Linked DNA regions of Homo sapiens: region 1 is linked to region 2. The links are chromatin contacts, found by Hi-C or POLR2A ChIA-PET in ENCODE. All regions are on one chromosome and are shown on one strand. The core of a region is the stretch at or near the end of the contact, and the rest is flanking DNA. Distances in the headings are between cores, read along the strand shown. Region 1 holds the start of LINC01719 (long intergenic non-protein coding RNA 1719). Region 2 has its middle 4.7 kb from the start of RNVU1-2A.

Region 1 (6,634 bases), core at 3,000-5,499, 1.5 Mb after region 2:
CACCTTAACCTTGCAAGGTAAACTTTCTAAATTTATTGAGACCTGTCTCACATACTTTTGGATTCACAAATGTTAGATTAATCCATGAGAGAAGCATTGTTTATTTATTTATTATTATTATTATTTTTTGAGATGGAGTCGGCTCTGTTACCAGGCTGGAGTGCAGTGGCGCAATCTTGGCTCACTGCAACCTCTGCCTCCTGGGTTCAAACTATTCTCCTGCCTCAGCCTCTCAAGTAGCTGGGATTACAGGCACCTGCCACCACGCCCAGCTCATTTTTGTATTTTTAGTAGAGATGGGGTTTCACCAAGTTGACCAGGCAGGTCTCGAACTCCTAACCTTAGGTGATCTGCCCGCCTCATCCTCCCAAACTGCTGCAATTACAGGCATGAGCCACCACACCCAGGAAAGGGAAGCACTTTTTTTTTTCTGTTTTTATAGATGAAGAAATAGAGATACAGAAAATTCAGTAACGTTTTAAAAGTCACATCATGAACCAACCAAGATTTCAACCTGGAAATTGAGGCTTCACCACAAGTGAAGACTGGGATTTTCTTGTTTTCAATTATTGGGAGTTTTGGATTTCCAGGAATGTGCAGTTGTAAAAACCCAGCTTCAGGAAGTGATGAAATAAGTGCAGTGGCTCTGGAGTAAGCTCTGAAGCCCCAGGCTCAGGCTCTATTGAAAAATTACTTTTGCTGAAATATTCTTGTTTTTAGGAACTTCCATGGAACTTGAGCCTTCGCACAGCGTATTTTGGCATCGAATTTAAAGCTAGTAGAGGTCCGGAAGATTCCCAGGATTAAAGTCTTTAAACAGAAAGCGTGAATCTTGCCTAAGTAAAAGGTACCATCTCTGGGTGGGCTTGAACCACCAGCCTTTCGGTTCAAACAGCCGAAGGCACTAACCGATGGCGCCACAGAGACTCTAATGGTTTAGATTTGCTGATACCAGAAATGGCATTTTAACCTCTGGCCGTAGATAATCTCATATGTTTGTAGCCTGTCCAATCCCGCGCACTCCAGAAACCCAGAACACGGGAGACATTGAAGCCAAGAGTCGAGTCTTTGGGCACTTTGGACGTTCTACCCGGGCAGAGTCAGCTGGGGGACTCCAACGGCCAAACGGCCGCCTGCTCCTCACCGTCTGCTCTTCACTGGTTCCCCCGCCTGCTCTTCACCGTCTCAAAAGTCGCCGGCCCCTCTACAGGCGACAACTGCAGCTTCTCCGGCGGAAGTCACTCGCTTTCCCATTCTTAGCCCCGCTTCACACCTTGAGCTCACAGTCATTTCCGCCGGGCCTGGGCTAGCGGACGCGCGCGTGGGAAGGACCAGAACCCGTGGTGTCCTCACCGCGTCACCCTCGGGCCCTCAGAGGTGGGATCCACCGGACAGGGACCTGGAGTTTGCACAGGCTGCAGCCCTTCGCCCAGAGCCAGCCTAGCACCTAGTAGGTGCCCAATAAATGCTTGGTGAAGGAAGGCATTCCACCGCAGGGTTTTAGGAGAACCATGAATTCCCGTGTGAACGTTAAGCGTTTAGTCCTACTAGGAAGTCTGGAATATAGAGACCTGAACTGTTTCTCAAAGGCAGCTGTTCTTGTATCCCCAGAGCCGGTTTAGAATCCAGCAAAGGCCCCTGCCCGGTGGATCCCACCTCTGGAGACCCGAGGATAGTGCGGTGGGGGGCACCGCGGGTTCTTGTCCTTCCCACGCTCACGTCCACCGGCCCAGGCCCAAAGGAACTGGCTGTGGGTACAAGATGTGAAGATAGTTACAAATACCAGCTAGTGCCAGTGCCAGTTGCAGAAATCAGGACTTGTAATAGTTATGAGTATTTCTTCATTATTTTGAGATGAATACATTTGGGTGTATATTAACCAAAACTTTTCTTGAGAATTCTCCTCTTCCATCACCCTAGCTAGCACATTCATTAATAATTAACTTTTAGAAATCTCAATATTTAGGTTACAGGAAAGCAAATATGGAATGTGATCTATCTAGCTAAAAAAGGAGTGAACATCATTCAAAGACAAAGACTTTATCCTGTTGGGGAAAGGGTTGGCATATTTTCACTGAATGAGAAAAAGTATGATTTTCATATTGTCTTTATTTGAACCTTAAGTATGATTTTACAAGGAGGAAAAAGGAGGAGGAAGAAGCAAAAGAAGAGGAAGAGGAGGAAAAAAAGAAGAGGAGGAAGATGTACATTGATGCCACTTTGAGAAGAAGTGGACTGTGGTGGATTTGTAATGTATCAGTTTTGCCAAGCTGAATGCACATTTCCCAGATTTGCCATCTTTAGATAGCTCTAGGTTAGCCTGGGCAACAGGAGACACTTGGAAGATAGAATTCGAGTGGCTGTTACACTCTTTTGTATACTGGGAAGGGCGTTGTTACAGCTCAGGCATGATCTTCAGCTTCCCTGACCCTTGGACTGGTGGGTGTTTTGCTTCTTGATCTAACATTAAGGTTAGAAGTTGCAGGATTCCAGCAGGGTTTTGTCACATCCAATCTGGTTTAAGTTCTCATATTATTAGGAAAGCTTTAGGGTGCTTCAGGAAAACGCTTTTTAAAAAATCAAATTTGGAAAATATCAAATGGAATTATAGGCAATAAGCATAACCCAGTGGAACCATGAATCAAACCCTCTAGAGCAGGGTTGTCTAAATTTTGGCTTCCTTGGGCCACACTGGAAAAAAAAAAAAGACACTTGTCTTGGGCCAAACATAATATACACTAATCGCAATTGAACTGTACCTGTAAAGCTTGTAAACAAAATGTGTCTGTAAAGTCTGTAAACAGGCCAGGTGCGGTGGCTCAGGCCTGTAATCCCAACATTTTGGGAGGCCGCGAGGCAGGCGGAAAACTTGAGGTCAGGAGTTCAAGACCAGGGTGGCCAACATGGTGAAACCCTGTCACTCTTTTTTTTTTTTTTTTTTTTTGAGACGGAGTCTCACTCTGTCGCCCAGGCTGGAGTGCAGTGGTGCGATCTCAGCTCACTGCAACCTCTGCCTCCCGGGTTCAAGCGATTCTCTTGCCTCAGCCTCCTGAGTAGCTGGGACTACAGGCACGTGCCACCACACCCGGCTAATTTTTTTTTTTTGTATTTTTATTAGAGATGGGGTTTCACTGTGTTAGCCAGGATGGTCTTGACCTCCTGACCTCATGATCCACCCGCTTCCGCCTCCCAAAGTGCTGGGATTACAGGCGCGAGCCAGTGCGCCCGGCCCGGTGAAACCATGTCTCTACTAAAAATTCAAAAAATTAGCCGGACCTAATTTTTTGGTTGCCTGAGCCTGTAATGCCAGTTACTCGGGAGGCTGAGTATTCTCTGGTTGAGGAAGGAGAATAGCTTGAACGCAGGAGGCAAAGGTTGCAGTAAGGCGAGATCGCGCCATACACTCCAGCGGACTGTTTGCTGTTAATCCCATAGGGAAAAGAAAAGCTTAGTTTTATTTCTATAGAACAACAACAAAAAAAGATAAGAGATTAGTAGAGACGGGTTCACTATATTTGCCCACACACGCCTGAGGTCGAGCGATATTAACATAAACATAACCTATCGACGTACCTCATAGATTGCTGGGATTACAAACGTGAGAACCACGATGTCCCAAATTTTTAGTTTCAGTGAAGTTACAGATGGGAACAAAGACCTGATTCTCAGCTTACGCTGACGCCCAGTATGCGTTTCTGCAGCAAACAAAACCTATTTTTAAAACGACAAAAATACAGGGGAAAGCGCGAATGCAGTCTACCACTGCCACAAATTATACAGTCAAGTTTCCCACATTTGGGGAAACTGCAGGGGTCAGCAGATCCGGAGTGCAATGGATAAGACTCGCTCTGGAAAAACCACCTTCGTGACCAGGGTATCTCTCCTGCCAGGTAAGTATGAGTTATTGCACCTCCGCCCCGCCGGCAGCCTCACACGCTTCACCCTTTACACGCACGGTCACTTGCCCCGCGCACACCCCCCTCCCCCCCAGCCCTCCTAGCCCTGACACACAGCTGGGACTCTCAGGTCCGACCAGCGGTCCTGAACCCGCTCCCACGGCACGGGAACTCCTTCGTGGCGAAGCAGCATGTGGCGAAGCAGCAGCCCCTGCGCTGGCTCATCTACATAGAAGTCGCCCTATCCGTGATGTCACCGACAGCGCCTTTCCCAGTCCCCGTCTGCCTTTCTGCCGCTCAGCCGACCAACCCGCTGCCGGAGCCGGCAAGGGGAAGTGACGTCTGCCTCTCCCTTTTTTCTCTCCTGCTTCCCTCATCTGTTCTCTTCCAAAGAAGCTGGTCCTTAGCCTGTATTGCGGAGCAAGCTTTCGGCGACCAGCTGGACCCTGGGCACCCTTCTTCGAACAATGGCTTTTAATTCTCAGACTAGAACGTTTAGGATTACAAAAGAAACTGGTTCTTTTCACATTCTTATTCTTGTGATGTAGCATTCCGCATATATATATATATATATATATATATATATATATATATGTATCCAACTATCCTAAAAGACACTACCCTTCATCATTCCATGCCATTAGACATGTATAGGACCATGCATGGTGATCTCCTCCAGACAAAAGTAAATGCTGGTGCAGAACAGGTAAGTGTACTATAATTTGAGTACATCAGCTTTTGGGCATTTTAAACCATGGGTCAGACAAGTTAGAGCAAGAGGGCAGGTTGATAGCAAGAGGGAGTGTTTTTCTTTTAATTTTCTTTTTTTTTGTTTTGAGACGGAGTCTCGCGCTCTTCGCTCAGGCTGGAGTGCAGTGGGGCTATCTCGGCTCACTGCAAGCTCCGCCTCCCGGGTTCACGCCATTCTCCTGCCTCAGCCTCCCCAGTAGCTGGGATTACAGGCACCTGCCACCACGTCCGGCTAATTTTTTGTATTTTTAGTAGAGATGGGGTTTCACTCTGTTAGCCAGGATGGTCTCGATCTCCTGACCTTGTGATCCGCCCACCTCGGCCTCCCAAAGTGCTGGGATTACAGGCGTGAGCCACCGCGCCCGGCTTCTTTTAATTTTCAAATAGCAAAGTGATGTTTGCCACTGTCATTTCAGAATGAGGTGACAATTTGTTGTTGTTTGGTTTTGTGGGGTTTTTTGTTTGTTTGTTTGTTTCTGAGACAAGGTCTCACTGTCGCCCAGGTTGGAGTACAGTGGCATGATCAGGGTTTACTTCTGCCTTGACCTCACGAATTCAAGCAAACCTCCTTACTAATCCTCCCAAGTAGCTGGGACTACAGGTGCATGACACCACACCCTGGGGTGTGAACTGGGATTTGATGTTTTCAGTTGGCTCCCTGATGGAATAGGTTCCCTTACTATTCTGGAATACAGATTGTCTTCATGATTATGATTCATAATCATAATGATTATGACAGCAGTCCCTGCTGTCAGGCAGGGACGTTTAAGTCTGCAGAAGCTGTCTGCTGCCTTTTATTCAGATATGCCCTGCCCCCAGAGGTGGAATCTAGAGGCAGTAGGCCTTGCTGAGCTGCAGTGGGCTCTACCCAGTTCGAGCTTCCCTACCACTTTATTTACACTGTGACCATAGAACCACATACTCAAGCCTCAGCAGTGGCAGAACCCCCTCCCCCTGCCATGCTCCAGTGTCACAGGTTGATCTCAGACTGCTGTGCTAGCAGCAGGCAAGGCTCCATGGGCATGGGACCTGCCGAGCCAGGCACAAGAGGGAATCTCCTGGTCTGTCGGTTGCAAAGACAGTGGAAAAAAGCACAGTATTTGGGCAGGGGTGTACTGCTTCTCGAGGTACAGTCACTCACAGCTTCCCTTGGCTAGGAAAAAGAAATCCCCCAACCCCTTGCACTTCCCGGGTGAGGCGACACCCCACCCTGCTTTGGCTCATCCTCCGTGGGCTGCATCCACTGTCCAACGAGTCCCAGTGAGATGAACCAGGTACCTCAGTTGGAAATGCAGAAATCACCTGTCTTCTGCGTCTATCTCACTTGAAGCTGTAGACCGGAGCTGTTCCTATTCAGCCATCTTGGAAGCAACCCTCTTTTTCTTTTTGTATTTTGGTAGAGACAGGGTTTCACCATATTGCCCAGGCTGGTTTCAAACTCCTGAGGTCAAGCCATTCTATAAAACAAACTTACATTTGTTTTATCTGAGTTCCTTCCTCAGGAAAGGACTCTCAGGCCTCTCAAAAAGCATCAGAGACCCGAAACTCAGCCAATCACAGCATCCAGACAATGAGATGCCAGTCCCCTCACTCATCACGAGTGCTTCCTCACCCCTCTCTAGTTCCTCTTTTCCCACACACAGTTAACTTTTCTTCTGCGCTATATAAACCCCTAACTTTAGTCAATCAGGGAGACAGATTTGAGACTCATCTCCTGTCTACTCAGCTGCAGCACCTGATTAAAGCCTTCTTCCTCAGCAATACTCAATGTCTCAATGATTGTCTTTCTGTGTGCTGAGAACACTGAAGCCCTGGGGTTTTGGTAAAAATACATGTACACTTTTAAAAACCGCAATTAATGGGTTGTGGTATATTGAGAAATTGGAGTGGCATCAACTTGGCCAATTCTGAGGAAACACACTGTGCTTAAGTGTGAGGGCCCTGCCTCCTGACCTCGACAGTTTATGGTTGATTTTGAGGCACAGCAG
Region 2 (6,545 bases), core at 800-3,299:
TTCTCCTGCCTCAGCCTCCCGAGCAGTTGGGGCTACAGGCACCCACCACCACACCCAGCTACTTTTTTGTATTTTTAGTAGAGACGGGGCTTCACCGTGTTAGCCAGGATGGTCTCGATCTCCTGACCTCGTGATCCACCCGCCTCGGCCTCCCAAAGTGCTGGGATTACAGGCGTGAGCCACCGCACCCGGCCAACAAATATTAAGTTTCAAGCTGTAAGACCAGAAGGGTCCATTTCTAGGTTTATCCAAAAAAGCTACATATGGGACTGTGGGGTGGTTTTCAGACCAAGAAAGAAAAAGATTGTGCAGACCAAAGTCTGCAGTTAACCAAAGAAAAAACATAATTTTCTGACCAATAGGATGTATGGGATCAGAGAATGACCAGGCTATAGAAGAACCGTTTTTTGTCCTGAGCATAGGGGAAGGATGAAGTTGCACCAACTAAGGTGGAATTAAGCTGCAGATGGGGAAAAATCTGGATTTTGGTTCAGAGCCCTGGGGTCTTCCTTGAAAGAAGAACCCTGTTTCGGTTTCTGCCTCTCTCTGAGTCCTTTTGGAGGTTGAGGATGCTGAGGTCTTGGTGCTTGGCCCCCTCTAGCCCTGAGTACTTCCCCTCCGGCAGGGCAACCTGGCCCAGTGCCCAGGTCCCAGCTCCAGCGACCATTTCCCCCTACTTTGCTCCTAGCAAAGGCCTGAAGGCCTAGCGGTTCCTGCAGAACCCCTGTCTCCCTCTTTTGGATAAAGCAGAGAGGAAATGACCTGTGTGGAGGGAATCAGGGGCTGCATCTGCACGGAGGAGCTGAGGCAAGTAGGGCAGTTGCGGTCTGTCAATGTAAAGGACATTTGCCATCCAGGAGGTTGGGCTGTTATTATTAGTTTTTAAATTCGTCAATACAAACTTCAGGGAAATGTGTCTTCTTACTTGTAGGAACCTCACAAGACCTCCCATCTTATATTCCAGGGAGAATTGCTGCGTATTACACGAACACATAGGTGAGACTGCCATTCTGACCTGCAGGCCTCGATGTCCTGTGCAGGGGCACCAGGGCACTGGCAAAGCCCTTTCCATACAAAGAGCAAGCGTGTTATGTCTACAACCCAATGGCACCAGTTCCAAGTACAATTTCTACTTGGTTCTATGAGCTGAGTACATGTTCCCCCCAGCACAGAAATCCTACAAACTCCCATGAATGCTATAGGGAAAAGCAGGGGCTAGCCAGGTGTGATGGATCATACGTGTAATCCCAGCAGTTTAGAAGGCCAAGGCAGGGCAGATCACTTGAGTCCAGGAATTGGAGACCAACCTGGGCAACATGGCGAAACTTCAACTCTTAAAAAAACAAAACAACAACAACAACAACAAAACAAGAACAGAAATTAGCCGGCTGCGATGGCTCGTGCCTGTGCTACTCCAGAGGCTGAGGTGGGAGGATCGCTTGAACCAAGATCCCACCAGATACAGTGAGACTCTGTCTCAGGGAAAAATACAAACAAAAAAAAGAGGCTCTGTAAGAGGTGACTCTGGGGACAATGGAAAAACACTAAGGTTTTCAAGTGGTGTTAAAAGCCAGTAGGCCTTGGGGACCACTGAGCAATCTACAAAGCAGGGAAGCCTAGATCCCTGAGCTCTGCCCGCCAAGTACCACCACAGCTAACATGAGAGACCTCCCCCACAGAGACTGAAATTTGCCTCCTGAGGAAACAAGTGACTACAGACATCTGTCCCAGGACAGTAAACAAGAAAATAAGGTCTCACAAAAACAAAAACAGCTGACCACACCATACAATCACTGAGACCGGGCCTGCGACTATAGATGAAAAAAGCAAATGCTGTCTATTATTCATACCATGAAAGACCAGGGGAAAGCACGAACGCAGTCCCCTACTACTGTTGCGGGAATCAGGAGAACAAAGAGACCAACGGGTGGAACAGAAGGATTTTATTGAGTGCACTCGGGCCTAGCGTGAGCCCCGAAGAAAGACAGGGGGCTTGACTTTTATACACACTTCTGAAAGGGGGTTGGCTAGTTTGAATGGTGCAGCAGGAATTTGATGGTGCGAAACTCGCGGGGCAGGCAAGAGGGCTTACAGAAGCAGAAAGAAGGCAGTTAATCAAACTGTGACAGGTCTTGCAACGCAAGCACAGCTGGTAACCTTGCAGCTGCACTGAATGGAAATCAGGAACTTACAAAACTTGAATAATGACAAGTGGCAAGGGGGAAAGACAAGGCAGTAAAGACATTTGTTGTTTTTCCTCTTATACTTGCTGGGGGCGGACCGTGTTGACAAAGTCGCTGGAAATCACTGTCAGAGATGTAGCTTTTAGGATAGTATTGTCCAGGATCTGCTAGGCTCTATCCACTGCAGGCCTTGGTGGGGGGGGAGGGGGGGCCTGCGAAGCACAGGAAAACTTGTCTTTTCGTTGTAACTTCCGCTTCGTTACTACAAGTTACGCAGCTGAGCTTCCCACGTTAGAGAAAATGACAGAACAGCACACTTGAAATGAAATAGTTGAGTCGGGTTTAAAAGCCATTTCAGTAACCACAATATCTGCCCTGCCACATAAATAAGATTGCACCTATCTCCGCCCCGCCACAGCTCCATACGCCTCACCCTTTAAACGCACAGTCACTTGCCCCAGCACCACTCCAGCCAATCCCCAACCACCCCGAGCCCTCCTAGCCCTAACACACAGCTGGGACTCTCATGTCCAGCCAGTGGTCCTGGACTTGCTCCTACAGCGCGGGAAATCCTTCGTGGCGAAGCAGCAGCCCCTGCGCTGCCTCATCTACATAGAAACGCCCTATCGGTGATGTCACCGACAGTGCCTTTCCCAGTCTCCTTCTGCTCTTCCGCCCCACCCTCCGCCACTCAGCCTACCAACCCGCTGGGGGAGCCGACGGAGGAAGTGACGTCTGCTGTCCCACCTCTCCCTCCCGCCCTTGTCCTTTCCGGAGGTGCGCCCAGACCCCGCATCTAGTATCCCCCAAAGAAGCGACTACTTAACTTGTGTCCTGCGGAGGACCCTTCTGGCGGCCAGCTGGAAGCTGTGCGCCGGTCTTCAAATAGTGGCTTTTAATTCGCAGACTAGAACATTTAGGATTACAAAGAAAACCGTTTCCTTTCAAAGCTGTTTATCTTTGTGAAGTAGCATTTTGCTTAAAATTGGAAGCCTTTGACTATCAGAGAGAAATCATATCTATGAAACTAGAGAGGCTGCTCAGATGACTGCAAACCAGCCATCCTTGCTGGTTTTACCAGTAGTAGTGTTATAAAGAATGTTGTCCAATTTCATGAGTCTCGTAGGTTTGTTTTTTTGTTTTTCAAATACAGTATTGTACAAAAAGGAAGCAGAATGTGGTTGCTGTCACAATGTAATGCCTCTCTGGGCCTGAGAATTTGGAAAGGCTCACACTCCTCATAAAAGTTCTCTTCTTTCCTCATTCTCCCTTTAGATAAAAAGTCTTTTTTTTTTTTTTTTTTTTTTTTGAGACGGAGTCTCGCTCTGTCGGCGGGATCTCGGCTCACTGCAAGCTCCGCCTCCCGGGTTCACGCCATTCTCCTGCCTCAGCCTCCCGAGTAGCTGGGACTACAGGCGCCCGCCACGACGCCCGGCTAATTTTTTGTATTTTTAGTAGAGGCGGGGTTTCACTGTGTTAGCCAGGATGGTCTCGATCTCCTGACCTCATGATCCGCCCGCCTCTGCCTCCCAAAGTGCTGGGATTACAGGCGTGAGCCACCGCGCCCGGCCAGATAAAAAGTCTTTCTTGAAAGCATTGTTGATCAAAAGCTGTATCTCTCCTTGCCAGAAAGGCTCATTCCCAGATAGTCCTGTCCCACACTGGGGGCAGGGGAGGAAAGGAGCCCTCTCACTAAGGAATTTTTAACAGTGCCCAGAAGCTGAATTGGCATCACAGAATTGGGGGCGGGGGGGGAGACAGAGAGATCTCGGCCAATTCTATAGTTGCTGTCACTTGTTGAATCATCTCTAGTCTTCAGAGTACCATGAAAACAATGAGAAATACATAACATTAATAATTTGACTAGTGGAGATATAATGCACACAAGAATGATAATCACAAAGAGAATCTATATCCCGAAACAGTAAGGGAACCTATTCCATTAGGCAGCCAACTGAAAACATCAGGGAAAACATCAAATACCATTTCTTCTTTAGTGATTTATTGTAGCCAAGTGGCTTCCTTTCTAATTTTTTTTCTAGAGAAGGTTCTACTGCATGGGAAACATTTATGTATATGCAACAAAAGGTATTTGCCACCACACATACATCTCCCTGCTCAGCTAAATATATCATCTAAAGTGATGTGATTACCTAGTACAACCTTAGCCAGTGAATAAATAGCTTTTTATTGAGCTGCAAAAGAGGCCGCAGTTTCATCAGCAATGTTTTTCTTTCTTTTTTCTTTTTCTTTCAGAGACAGCGTCTGTCTCTGTGTCCCAGGCTGGAGTGCAGTGGTGCCATCATAGCTCACTGCAGCCTTCAACTCCTGGGCTTAAGTGATCCTCCTGCCTCAGCCCCCGAGTCACTGGGATTACAGGCCAGAGCCACCATGCCTGGTTTTCATCAGCAGTGTTTCCTGAGGTTACAGAAAGATTTATAATCCTAGGAAGAAACACTCCCTTGAAGCAAAAGTGCTCTCCCCGCAAAAATGCAAGGAGCTATCTTCTTGATAGCCGGGCAGATAATTCTCAGGTTTTGCCCCACTGAATCTCTATCTAAAATAGAGCAGTGGTCATGCCTAGTGAAAAGTTAGAGGGCCTAACGTTTAAATCTGTAATCCATCTTGAATTGAGTTTTGTATAAGGTGTAAGGAAGGGATCCAGTTTCAGCTTTCTTCATATGGCTAGCCAGTTTTCCCAGCACCATTTATTAAATAGGGAATCCTTTCCCCATTGCTTGTTTTTCTCAGGTTTGTGAAAGATCAGATAGTTGTAGATATGTGGCATTATTTCTGAGGGCTCTGTTCTGTTCCATTGATCTATATCTCTGTTTTGGTACCAGTACCATGCTGTTTTGGTTACTGTAGCCTTGTAGTATAGTTTGAAGTCAGGTAGTGTGATGCCTCCAGCTTTGTTCTTTTGGCTTAGGATTGACTTGGCGATGTGGGCTCTTTTTTGGTTCCATATGAACTTTAAAGTAGTTTTTTCCAATTCTGTGAAGAAAGGCATAGGCATTGGTAGCTTGGAACCAACCCAAATGTCCAACAATGATAGACTGGATTAAGAAAATGTGGCACATATACACCATGGAATACTATGCAGCCATAAAAAATGATGAGTTCATGTCCTTTGTAGGGACATGGATGAAATTGGAAACCATCATTCTCAGTAAACTATCGCAAGAACAAAAAACCAAACACCGCATATTCTCACTCATAGGTGGGAATTGAACAATGAGATCACTTGGACACAGGAAGGGGAATATCACACTCTGGGGACTGTGGTGGGGTCGGGGGAGGGGGGAGGGATAGCATTGGGAGATATACCTAATGCTAGATGACACGTTAGTGGGTGCAGCGCACCAGCATGGCACATGTATACATATGTAACTAACCTGCACAATGTGCACATGTACCCTAAAACTTAGAGTATAATAAAAAAAAAAAAAAATTAAAAAAAAAAAAAAAAAAAGAAAAGTTAGAGGGAACTCGCCCAATGTTGGGTTTCTTCAGATATATGTGTGTATATATATATATTTATATATATGTGTGTGTGTATATATGTGTATATATATATATATATCTCCAAATATCTTAAAGACACTGCCCTTCATCATTCCATGCCATTAGACATTTATAGGACCATGCATGGTGATCTCCTCCACACAAAAATAAATGCTGGTGCAGAACAGGTAAGTGTACTATAAATTGAGTACATCAGCTTTTGGGCATTTTAAACCATTGGTCACACACGTTGGAGCAAGAGGGCAGGTTGATAGCAAGAGGGAGTGTTTCTCTTTCAGTTTTCCAATAGCAAAGTGATGTTTGCCACTGTCATTTCAGAGTGAGGTGACAAATTTTTGTTGTTGTTTGGTTTTGTGGGGTTTTTTGTTCGTTTTTGAGACAAGGTCTCACTGTCCCCCAGGCTGGAGTGCAGTGGCACGATCAGGGTTACTTTTGCCTTGACCTCATGAATTCAAGCAAACCTCCTTACTAATCCTCCTGAGTAGCTGGGACTACAGGCACGTGACACCACACCCTGGGGTGTGAACTGGGATTTTATATTTTCAGTTGGCTCCCTAATGGAATAGGTTCCCTTACTATTCTGGAATACAGATTGTCTTCATGGTTGCCATTCTCGTGTGCATTATATTTCTACTAACCTGCTAATTTTTTTTTCTTTTTTCTTTTCTTTTCTTTTTTTTTTTTTTTTTTGAGACAGAGCCTCACTCTGTTGCCCAGGCTGTATTGCATGCAGTGGCAGGATCTCAGCTCACTGCAATCTCTGCCTCCTGGGTTCAAGAGATTCTCCTGCCTCAGCCTCCTGAGTAGTTTGGATTACAGCCTTGCTGACATACACCA

The links. A loop is a pair of places that touch in the nucleus more often than their neighbours do. ChIA-PET counts read pairs that join two places held with the same protein, here RNA polymerase II (POLR2A). Pooled maps may share reads with other maps.
Region 1: a pooled map shows a loop between it and region 2 (35-fold over the local background). The contact joins the promoter of LINC01719 here to the enhancer-like site in region 2. A Hi-C loop is called at or near these places in 2 of 50 pooled maps. POLR2A ChIA-PET finds 5 or more read pairs at or near these places in 2 of 52 experiments (WTC11 and activated naive CD4-positive, alpha-beta T cell).

What each region holds. Positions count from the first base shown.
Region 1 is chr1:146,048,347-146,054,980 of GRCh38, forward strand. LINC01719 (long intergenic non-protein coding RNA 1719) reads left to right here and starts at 4,250. Exons shown (of 3, transcript NR_125968.1): 1 at 4,250-4,602. RNVU1-6 (RNA, variant U1 small nuclear 6) reads right to left here and starts at 3,898; the gene lies at 3,735-3,898. RefSeq lists enhancers at 3,108-3,836, 3,837-4,568 and a silencer at 3,748-3,987.
Region 2 is chr1:144,543,967-144,550,511 of GRCh38, forward strand. No RefSeq gene overlaps it. Among named protein-coding and RNA genes, the nearest start is that of RNVU1-2A, 4.7 kb to the right of the region's middle. Within about 2 kb of position 2,050, at least 36 of the 41 ENCODE cell types and tissues checked have a DNase peak (open chromatin) inside an H3K27ac peak, as active enhancers do.